Linked DNA regions of Homo sapiens: all the other regions are linked to region 1. The links are chromatin contacts, found by Hi-C or POLR2A ChIA-PET in ENCODE. All regions are on one chromosome and are shown on one strand. The core of a region is the stretch at or near the end of the contact, and the rest is flanking DNA. Distances in the headings are between cores, read along the strand shown.

The links. Hi-C counts contacts between places; a loop is a spot of excess contacts on that map. ChIA-PET counts read pairs that join two places held with the same protein, here RNA polymerase II (POLR2A). Pooled maps may share reads with other maps.
Region 2: a loop to region 1 is called in a map with no recorded cell type, with 18 times the contacts of the local background. The contact joins the enhancer-like site here to the promoter of WDR44 in region 1. A Hi-C loop is called at or near these places in 7 of 37 single-sample maps with no recorded cell type and 4 of 50 pooled maps.
Region 3: a map of naive thymus-derived CD4-positive, alpha-beta T cell shows a loop between it and region 1 (18-fold over the local background). The contact joins the promoter of C1GALT1C1 here to the promoter of WDR44 in region 1. A Hi-C loop is called at or near these places in 1 of 168 maps with a recorded cell type or tissue (naive thymus-derived CD4-positive, alpha-beta T cell) and 10 of 50 pooled maps. POLR2A ChIA-PET finds 5 or more read pairs at or near these places in 1 of 52 experiments (WTC11).
Region 4: a loop to region 1 is called in a pooled map, with 29 times the contacts of the local background. The contact joins the promoter of CUL4B here to the promoter of WDR44 in region 1. A Hi-C loop is called at or near these places in 10 of 50 pooled maps. POLR2A ChIA-PET finds 5 or more read pairs at or near these places in 2 of 52 experiments (A549 and AG04450).

Annotation. Positions count from the first base shown.
Region 1 is chrX:118,344,768-118,347,390 of GRCh38, forward strand. It overlaps WDR44 (WD repeat domain 44), which reads left to right and starts at 1,339. Exons shown (of 20, transcript NM_019045.5): 1 at 1,339-1,813. The coding sequence starts at 1,737. RefSeq lists enhancers at 570-689, 880-929, 1,471-2,014.
Region 2 is chrX:116,008,651-116,011,273 of GRCh38, forward strand. No RefSeq gene overlaps it. Among named protein-coding and RNA genes, the nearest start is that of DANT2, 41 kb to the left of the region's middle. RefSeq lists an enhancer at 1,585-1,674. Within about 2 kb of position 1,326, at least 6 of the 41 ENCODE cell types and tissues checked have a DNase peak (open chromatin) inside an H3K27ac peak, as active enhancers do.
Region 3 is chrX:120,628,757-120,631,379 of GRCh38, forward strand. It overlaps C1GALT1C1 (C1GALT1 specific chaperone 1), which reads right to left and starts at 1,298. Exons shown (of 2, transcript NM_001011551.3): 1 at 1,161-1,298. RefSeq lists an enhancer at 679-1,606 and a silencer at 1,266-1,535.
Region 4 is chrX:120,559,712-120,562,334 of GRCh38, forward strand. CUL4B (cullin 4B) reads right to left here and starts at 1,251. Exons shown (of 20, transcript NM_001079872.2): 1 at 372-1,251. The coding sequence starts at 927. RefSeq lists enhancers at 320-1,205, 1,203-1,497, 1,206-2,090 and silencers at 1,471-1,550, 1,851-1,900.

The sequences.
Region 1 (2,623 bases), core at 89-2,588:
TGGAAACCAAGTTTCTGTTTTTTTTTTTTTTTAGTAATTTATTTGACAGTCAAATAGATCTATCTTAAACTTATTTGGCAGAAGCGTCTGACTCAAACTGAATGAGGCTATTTACTTGTATTTATTTATCCCGTATGAACAATCATATATCTTGCTGCAAAAATATTAATATATTTGATTACGCAGTGTTTTCCCTAAACTCCCTGGGGTATTATAGAATATACAGTATATGACATTTGGTTTTTACCCAAGTCCACTAGACCACAGCAGACCTTGCCCTGATTGCTTGACAAAGTCTAGAGCCCCTTTCCAGTTTCTCTGAGACCATACCCCTGGCTCCAATCCAGCCTTTTCTTGAATACTAATTGAGGCTGCACGAACAGCTCAAAATGCCTATCATGATGTCAGTTGGAGAAATAAATATGCTGTGTGATCATACTGAAAGTCAATGTTATCACCTTGATGGTCAATGACCCGTGGTTTAAGAAGGAACATCTCGGTTTTTTAAAAAGTACCTTTCTATTTTTATCACCGGACGCTGGGCAGTTGAGGATCAGAATTAAGCCATTAGCTCGTAGGCTTGCAATGATATCTGCTCAATAAATATTTACCATTTAGCTGACGCACATCTTGGGCAGTATGTAAGAACTTCTCTCACACTGTGTTGGCAGCGACAGACATGTGCGGAGAAAAAGTAACCGGAGGCCTAATACTGGCTCAGCTCCAGCAATAAATCCATCATTACACCATGGAACTGGCACACTCCCCGTGTATATCTCAAGGACCCCACCCTCTGGCCGGCAGGATCATATCTAGGGATCTCAATTAGAGATCTCGTAGTGAATAAGGGCGAGTTATTCTCGTAACGCCAGAGGTGGTGGACCTGCCGACGCCCTAGGGTGGGACATTCCGGGCTTGGATAGTAAGACATCGTAAATATACGCCAAAATGTCCACACCAACGTTTCCCGAGAGTATTTCTTTACAAGTAAAAGACCGACTCAAAATCACCCCTCTCAAAACGCGTCTCTTTGGAACTGCAGAGTTAGGGAGTAAGACTTTCTGCCTGACCCCACCTACGTCGGCCGCGCGCTCTCAGAGCCAGGGCACCACGCTGCTCCTGCGCAGGTCCTAGACTCCTCCCTTCGGGAGGCTCACCCCCTCCCTTCTCGGCTACTTCCGGCCCTCACCGAACGCCCTCAACGCGCTTGCGCCGTTTTGATAGGCTTCTCGGGCCGAAGTAATCGGAGCGCTGCCTCTCTGGAACCGCCCCCGCCACCTCTTCGCCCCGCCCACGTATTACCGCCCCTCCGAAATCTCGCGAGGGTAGGTGCGCGTCGGTATTTTGCGGGCAACTAGCTCTTCCAGCTGCTGTAAATTGCTGCTGCGGGAGAAACTGGAGCCGCTGTAGCCGGCGCGCCCTTCTTCCCTTACTGCGAGGAGCCACCGCCTCTTTCGCGCTCCTTATACACCTATCACTGGGAGCGGTGGCAGCAACATTCCCTGGACCAACCGCCGCCTCTTCAGGCGGCCGCTTTGCCGGTCATTCCCGAAGCCCGGCAACTGAGGGCGGCCCCCTTTCCTTAACAGTCTCCTCGCTACAGATCGTCTGCTCCCTCAGCCTCGCCCGAGACCCACTTCCCCAGTCTCGCCCGGGTGGAGGTCGACGAGGAGGAGACAAGAGTCACCCTTCCTCCAGGCGGCGCCGGCCCCCTCACCCGCGGGTGTGTCCTATAAATGGCGTCGGAAAGCGACACCGAGGAATTCTATGATGCCCCTGAAGATGTGCACCTAGGGGGCGGCTACCCCGTGGGGTAAGTGACTGCAGCTATGACAGGAAGCCGGGCATCCCAAGCCCCCCGCATCTCCTGTGTCTTCCCCCTACACCCCTCCCAGGTCCCGCTGTGTCCGCCACCGCTGTTCCTCCCCGTCTCACTGGAGGACTTCAGAACCCAGACCTGGGGCTTCTTAGGGCGGGGTGACTCGGAGAAGGGGGAGTCAGCCACCTCGGGCAGCCTCCCGGCCGTTTCCCTACTGAACGGTCCCAGGGTCGGTCTCGGAGCCCGTTTCTCTTCTGATCCAGCCTTCTGTGAGGGGGAACAGCTTACGTGCCTGAGTCGGAGATTTGTATCTGTGGGGTTCTGAGCTTACCTTTCAAACATCCGTTTTGGCCTCGGGGACCGTAGATTAAAGGAGCAGTAACAGGAGAAATGTAACTTGTAGTTTTTTATTCTCCCGTTTACCGCTAACTTACCTATTCACTTCAGAGGTGGCTGTAACTCTCCCCTATTTGCCGTCCTCTTTTTCTTGCACACAGCGAAAAGGAGCGGGGGGAAGGTTGGGTATTTGCTTAAGAAAGTCCTCTAGCGAATGTACTCTAGATCAACAGTGTTTTATTAAAATAACACCTTATCGTGAGGTAAAGGAAATCGAATACACGGTCCCTATTAGGCAGAATGCGGTCTAAAAGGATGGCCAGACAGAAGAAATGTGCACAACTGACTGCAGAGGGACAAACAAGTGCTGAGTAATCTGGTGATTGGAAGGAGAGCCCCAGCTTTGTGTTCTTTATCTAATTCTGCAAGATGTTTTAGTGGTGATTAATATGGGTGATTCTGAATAGG
Region 2 (2,623 bases), core at 76-2,575, 2.3 Mb before region 1:
ATGTAGAAAAACAGTGAACCTCCTTATTAATGTCCTTATTAATGTAGAGGAGCAGGAAGTAACAGTAACAATGTACTGTTTGGGTAACAGTAACAAGGAGGAATAGAGCAGGGGTTCACAAATGCAAATCCTACAGAGGCCTACAGGTGAGGGAAAGAAGCCAAATTTAAGAGAAGATACCCCACCTAAAGGAGGCAACCACCACTAAGCTTCAGAAGACAGTTACTATTTGGAAAGATGAGCCTAAAATTGCTAGAAATCTACATTTTGAAGATAAATGGCAAATGCCTTTTAAAAATGTGAAATTTTTCATTGTGAAATATTGGTAATTAATTTTAAAAAATACTGTGATGACCAAACAAAGCATCTCTTAAGTGTGAATGCAGTTCATGAGGTGCCAGTTTGCAACCTCTAGGATAAAAAGTAGTATGCCCAAATGGCCTGAGACACAAAGCAGGAAAGACTTATACAATGGTATCTTCACTCTTTCTTCTCTAGGCTATGGCAGACATCACTAATTTGATCAGATATGCAGAGCTTCCAGAGGCAAGTAAAAATCAGTTGTATTTGGCACACAAGGTGAAACCTTATTTGCCATAATGTTTCTATAATTTTCAAGAAAGTTTCTGAATCTTTGAACTTTCGTTGGTCTTTGAAAAAGAACAGGCATGCTGTAATGTTTCAATTCAGTTTTGCCCTCGCAGGATTTTCAGGTGGGCTTTCTTGTTGAATGTGTGCTTTGTATGTTTTCAGAAACCTCTTCACACCAGTAACTGTGTCTTAAAAATTTCCAGTAATGTGCTCAGAGGTCCTGAGTGGGAACTAGTTTAATGTTGAAGGTGAACAAACAAAACCTTTCATCTGTTCCCAGGTATGTCTGGCTTCTGGCAGCTTTGCCATTAATAGTTGAGAGCCTGTTTGCTGCCTGGAACACTGAAGGGTTGTTAAACAGCTCTCTGCCTTTTAAAAAGAGTGGGAGATGATTGGGAGGCTTCTAGACTGAGGCAAAAATTGAAAATATCATGCATGTTTAGCTATATGGTTTATTAACTCATTTGCTGAAGTGTGTACTTGATTTCTGTTAAATCTTTTTATGCTTAGGCATTTTTGCTATTGAGAGACTTTTCTTTTGGGTATTTAAATACTCAAATAACTCATTCATATTCAAATACCTCCTTTAACACATTTCTCATTTCCTTTAGAAGCAAAACATACTCTCTTTGCAGGAACTGTTTTCAGCCCCGCCCCGACCTCTCAAAACTCTGCACTTAGCCAGCTGTTTCCATGGCCAATGCTGTAAGCCCCCAGGCCCGATTCACGTGGCAGGAGGGGAAGAACAGCTGAAGCTGGAGCAGCGAGCTGCCTTAGCTGCCAAAGTCCACTTGATTCTGACGCAATGCAACTGCATTCTCCGTTTTTAATTTGTTCCTGTTCTGCTTTTGGTTTTCAGTCTCTACCACTATCCCCTCACTCTCCAGCGTCTACCCACCCTTTCCTCTTTTAGGTTTCTGAAAAACAGACCATTTGGTTGACCCTGCAAGGCTTCCAATTTGCCTATTTTGTCATGATGCCCTGTTTCTCCCCATCATGCTCACACTTGCTTCTAAAATGCCTCTGGCTCTTCTGGTGAGCTGCTGTCTACCTATTCCTGTCTCTGGCTCTGGGTCCTGTTGTCTGTCTCCAGCTGCCTGCCTAACACAAACTGCCTTACTGCCTGTGGTGTGTCATGGATCTGCTGATTTTCTGTGGCACCTGAAACAATAGAAGCTGAAAAATCCATGACTTCTGTTTAACTGTGCTTCTTCACAGTTTTCCTTATTAGACATTATGTGGTCAAAACTCTGAAACTAAACTCTTTAACTGAAGTACAGGTGTCAGCCCTCTGAGCTGAAGCTCAGCCATTATAACTTCTGTGACCTGCACATACACATCCAGGTGGCCTGCAGGGGCCAAGAAGTCTGGAGCAGCCAAAAAACCACAAAGAAGTAAATCAGTCAGTTCCTGCCTTAACTGATTAACCAAAATTACATTTTACCATTGTGACTTGTCCCTGCCCTACCTTAGCTGATCAATCAACTTTGCAACATTCTTCTTTTGGACAATGAGTCTTATGATCTCCCCACCATGTACCTTGTGACCCCCTCCTCTGCTAACAATAGATAACCACCTTTTACTGTAATTTTCCATTACCTACCCAACTCCTGTAAAGCAACCCCTTCCCCATCTCCCTTCACTGACTCTCTTTTCGGACTCAGCCCACTTGCACCCAAGTGAATAAACAGTGTTATTGCCCACACAAAGCCTGTCTGTTGGTCTCTTCACATAGATGTGCTTGACATTTGGTGCCATGACTCAGATCGGGGGACCTCCCTTGGGAGATCAATCCCCTGTCCTCCTGCTACATTTGGTGCCGTGACTTGGATCAGGGGACCTCCCTCGGGAGATCAATCCCCTGTCTTCCTGCTCTTTGCTCTGTGAGAAAATCCACCTATGACGTCAGGTTCTCAGACCAGCCCAAGAAACACCTCACCAATTTTAAATTGGGTAAGCAGTCTTTTTTTATTCTGTTCTCCAACCTCTCTCACTATCTCTCAACCTCTTTCTTCTTTCAATTTCAGCACCA
Region 3 (2,623 bases), core at 48-2,547, 2.3 Mb after region 1:
AGGAAATGGAATTTTGACTTCTACCAGAAAGACAAGGTGTGGAATAGCTTGGCAGATGTAATTTCTGAGCGGTGGGTGGGGCAAGAGGCAGGAAGACTTTCCTGTGTCACTCACAGAACTTGGTCAATAAACACAGTTCCAAGAAGAGAAGTGACAGAAAACAAGCTCGGCATAATATTAGAATTGTCGGCTGTGTGCGGTGGCTCACGCCTGTAATCCCAGCACTTTGGGAGGCCGAGGCAGGTGGATCACCTGAGGTAGGGAGTTCAAGACCAGCCTGGCCAACATGGTGAGACCCTGTCTCGACTAAAAATACAAAAATTAGCCGGGCATGGTGGCATATGACTGTAATCCCAGCTACTCAGGAGGCTGAGGCAGGAGAATTGCTTGAACCCGGGAGGCGGAGGTTGCAGGCAGTGAGCCAAGATCGCACCACAGCACTCCGGCCTGGGCAACAAGAGCGAGACTCTGTTTCAAAAAAAAAAAAGAAAGAAAGAAAGAAAAAAGAAAAAGAATTGTCAGGTGCACTCTAAGATTAATTTATATAGGATTTTTGTATTTCATGTCACGCAGTTTTCATTATTTCTGGCCAATACATAATTCACATGTTTCTTTGCTCAATTATGGCATATGTGTCAGAATTCTTCCTGATGGTGATCCTACTCCTGGCTGCAAAAATAGTGATCAAAACTCAGTAAGTCTACACATTTTAAATAAAATAATTTGCAAAAATTATTCTAAGGAGATTTTTTCCCCATCACAGAGGCAAAAAATATAACACTAGGGATGCATATGATAGGATACTTTGTGCAGAAGGAAACAAAACTGCACACGAGCACAAATGAAACAGAAACTACCCCAATGGTTTTTAGATGAACCTTTTTGGGTGAAGGTAGTTGGGGTGAAGTACGGAAAACGAAGACGAAATAGGGAAGAGAAGTGAGAGGGAGGACATGGTAACCTCGATATCCCTCTGAGGGACCAAGAGAGCGCCCCCAGGAAGAAGACTCTCGGTCTCCTGTGCTGACAATCCTCCCGCTGCACCTGCCCAAGCATCCCGCGTGGAGCATGCTGGGAGAGGGCTGGGGCCCAGGCCTCCCCCAAGAGAGGGAGGGGAGTCAGGGTGCGCTTGGGGTGGGGGTCGAGGCCCCGCCACTCACCCGCGTCTAGAACGGCTTGGGGACAGGAAAGCGCAGCCGCGCACGGGTTTCCTCTCACGTTGGCGCACCACTCCGTTACGCTCCTGACCAGGCTGTTCTAGCTGCAGGCGGTGTTCTCTCGTTGGTCTCGCTAAAGGTGGGGAGCGCCAGGAAACGAGCGCCGCGAAGGCGGGGGTAGTGGGGCGGGGTAAAGGAGCCGGCGGCTGGGCGGAGCCGTCCGTTTGCCCGCCCGCGCAGGCGTCGGAAGGGCCGGCGCGCCCGCTGCGCGCACACTGCGTGCCCTTTCTCCCCGCCCCCTGCCGAGTTCAGAGACTTGCTATAGGCCTGCGTGACCCGGACGCTCTCCTTTACCCAACGGGCGTCCAGAGAAGAGGCCGTGCGTACGACTCGCTGACACCTCCCATTTCACCTTCCTGGCATGGAAATTGCGAGAGCGAGAGATTCTTGCTCCCGGTGTCGCTTTTTATCAGACCTCTTGATGGTTTCTCTGATGTACCCCTGCGTCCTTGAACCCTCATATTGCCCACCCCCCCAGTACTCCTGGGCTGAGACCAAAACGCAAGCCACTGAAATAGTCACGTAATTATGACACCAACGGTTTCCTATTATTACTGGAATGAGATCTGAAGCCCCACTGCCTGGAATCCAATCCTGTCTTCACCACACCTTTTGATATCCCAGGAAAGTTATTTCACCTCGCTGTGCCTCAGTTCCCTCATTTGTAAAGTACAGAAAATGTCACAGTAGTGCCTATTTCATAGAAAATTAGATGAGATAGTGCATATGACTCCCTTAGCAAAATTTCAAGCCTAGAGTAAGCATTTACTAAAAAGTACTGGCTGTTATTATTCACCCCAGTATTTCTAGTACTTAACCACAGTGCCAGCACGCAGTGGACAGTAAATATTAGTGGAATTAATGAATATTAGAACTACAGCTGAGGAACCAGGCCTAAAAAGGATAAGGAAATTTCAAAAGTCCACACAGCAAGTTAATGGCAGAGGTGGGACTGGAATCCAGGTCTCTTTTTTTTTTTTTTTTGAGACGGAGTTTCACTCTTGTTGCCCAGGCTGGAGTGCAATGGCACGATCTCGGCTCACTGCAACCTCTGCCTCCCGGGTTCAAGCGATTCTTCTACCTCAGCCTCCCTAGCAGCTGGGATTACAGACGCCCGCCACCACGCCCGGCTAATTTTTGTATTATTAGTAGAGACGGGGTTGGCCAGGCTGGTCTTGAATTCCTGACCTCAGGTGATCCACCCGCCTCGGCCTCCCAAAGTGCTGGGATTACAGGCTTGAGCCACTGCGCACGGCCCCCAGGTCTTCTAATTAAGAGTGCAGAGCTCTCTTTCCACGAAATATTTGATGTGTCTCTTTTTTTTTTTTTTTTTTTTGAGACCGAGTTTCGTTCTTTTTGCCCAGGCTGGAGTGCAATGGCGGGATCTCGGTTCACTGCAGCCTCTG
Region 4 (2,623 bases), core at 1-2,500, 2.2 Mb after region 1:
CCCAGCAATGCCAAGGCTCGCTATGCACCTGAAATAAATAAACCTCTTTAGAATACAAATTTCTCACCTGCAAAATCCGGATCAATCATACCGATTGTCAGTGTTATAAGGAATAACAGATTAAATACAATAGGTTGAAAAAGACCTCAAAATACTGCACAGAAACACCCGGTGTATGCTTCAGCACAAGGATCCTAACCACCCCCGGAAAATGAACCCTCCACCAAAAAAGGACCTCCCCTCCACCTCATTGATTATGCATAAAACATTAGGCCACCTCCAAACTGTTTAATATATTAACATAAATAGAGCACGTGACCCCTCGAGTGTCAAATCCTTATTAGGTGATTATGGATTTTGGCCTTGGTTACCTTTAAAGTTCTTGATCACTAACTTCTTAGCAGAGCCAGGTTTGCTGTTAGCAAAGCTAGAGACGGTGGTAGAAGATTTGGCTAGGCCGTTTGCATGATGCACCGAAGCCACAGAAGAGATTAATATACTCTTATTTTTAAGTTGCTGCTGCTGAGATGTTGCAGCAGTTGGTGAAGATGAGGAGGAGGAGGAGGAGGATTCCTCAGCCATCTTCGCATCAAACCCTACAAACTCCAGGGTGTCTTCAAAACGCAGCTTCTTCTGTATCGGTACGTGGCTGGAAGCAGCCACTGAAACCCCCAGGCAGAAGGACGAGGTTGAAGGGGATGCCGAATCCCTGGGTTGTAAAGGAGGAGTGGAAGAGGAGGAAGAGGTGGAATCAAAGTCTTCTCTCTCGTTACTACTGTTACTGCTGCTACTGCTGCTGCTGTTTAACTTTCTCTTCTTGGCAGAGGTGGGCGGAGTGGTGCTGGTATTACCATCAGTGGCAGATCTGACCTCCTGAGCAGCAGCAGCAGCTGAGGGACTGGGGGAAGAAAAACCTGTTGGAAACATGAAAATAGCGGGGTCAACAGGCAGAGGAGCATCAAAAACCTACGTTTATATGCCTGCGTGCGTGTAGGAGAGAAGGTAGCAATGCTAGAGGGGGAAGGGAAGAAAGAAGAGAGGAGAAACACAGAGGACGAGAAGGAAAGTGAAGGGGGGGGCTACACCGGGGGAATGGGAGGGTTTGGGAAGGCGGATAGGCTGACACCAGGAGTGAGCAGAACGAGGGGGGAGAGCGAATGAGGAGGCAGACAGGTAAACGGCCGTGCCGTCCCCCTCCCCTGCTTTTCGATCTCTCTCCCCCCCTTTCTGCAGGAGCGACTCAGCGAGTCTGTGAGGCTGCAGCTCCTCCTCCTTTTCTCCCTCTCCCTGGGAGGGGAGAGGCTGTGGTTGGGGGAAAGGGGGAGGGGGAAAGAACCAGGGCTTGTTATTGTCAATAGCACAAGAGGCTAAAGATGGCGCCATTTCCGGTCACGCGGCGCCGAGGGAGGGGCGGTGTCAACCTCAGGGAGTGGGGGTGAGGGAAGCGCTGCAGCCGCCCGGGGGGCGGGGGAGCTCGCGCGTGAGGGGGCGGCTGGAAAGGGGCGGCTAAAGTGCCCCAGACGCTCGCGCTAGTTCGCTCCTGCTCCCGCTCCCCTTCGCGATCCCCTTTCCTGGCAGCGCCTTCCTTCCCTGGCCCACCGGGAACTCCCACTCCCTCCTTAACGGTCCCGCGGGAAGCTTCGCGCCGCAGCGCCCTTACCGGAAGTGACTGGGCAGACACTTTTCATAGCGCCCAGATCCCGAAGCCCCCAGGTCCGCAGGACTTGAGTGGGGGGGGGAAGGGGGGAGGGAGAAATTGGGGGGAAGAAAAGTGGATAGGAGGAGGGGGCGGGCCTTCGAGACACCTTCGGAGCTCCTGATTGGAGCTTTCTGAAGGCGAGGGGGTGGGGGGGGTGGCGGGAGGAGCGGGAAGGAGCCTCGGGGGAGGGAAGGTAGTGACGGCGAGGGGCGGAGTGAGCTAGCTGGGAAAACGGAGGAGGAGGAAGAGGAGGAGAGAGGGAGGGACGGAATAAAACGTAAGGGTCCGGGAGAATAGAAACTTTGAAAGAGATGAAAGAATAAGGAGTGGTTGCAAGGCTAGGGGAGTAACCCTAAATAGAGGAAAACATAATCATGCCATTATGCCCGCTGCTGGAGAGGAATGTCCCTATGTTAAGATAGGAAAGGAGAAGAAAACGAGCTAAGATAGGAAGAAAAGGACTTTTTAATTCGGTGCCGGTATAAATTGTTTCTCTTTTATCTCAAGGCACCACAGACCCAAGGCTGAATAAGGCCTGAATTTTGATGCCTTTCTCTTTCATGTAGCTGTAAATCCTTTTATCTTACTACCAGGAGCATTTTCTAAGCTGGCTGGCCAAATTAAGTGTGTATTCTAAGGCGAAGAAATGGAAAGGTAACTAACCCCTCACCCACCCAGCACTATGCCCAGGATCGTCCTAACCCCCACTCTATCAGTCCTTAACTCAGTAATTTATAGACCCAACAAAGCTAAGACCCACTTCCTTCTTTTGCCAAATCTCAGTTTACACGCTGTCCCAAAGGAGACATTTTAGAACCATATCGGCAAAAGTCAGTGTTTTCTACTAATGTGTTTCATGACCCCATGCTTTACAATTGATTATTGATTTAAAAAATCTTTAAGTTTGGTTAAATTAGCAACAAT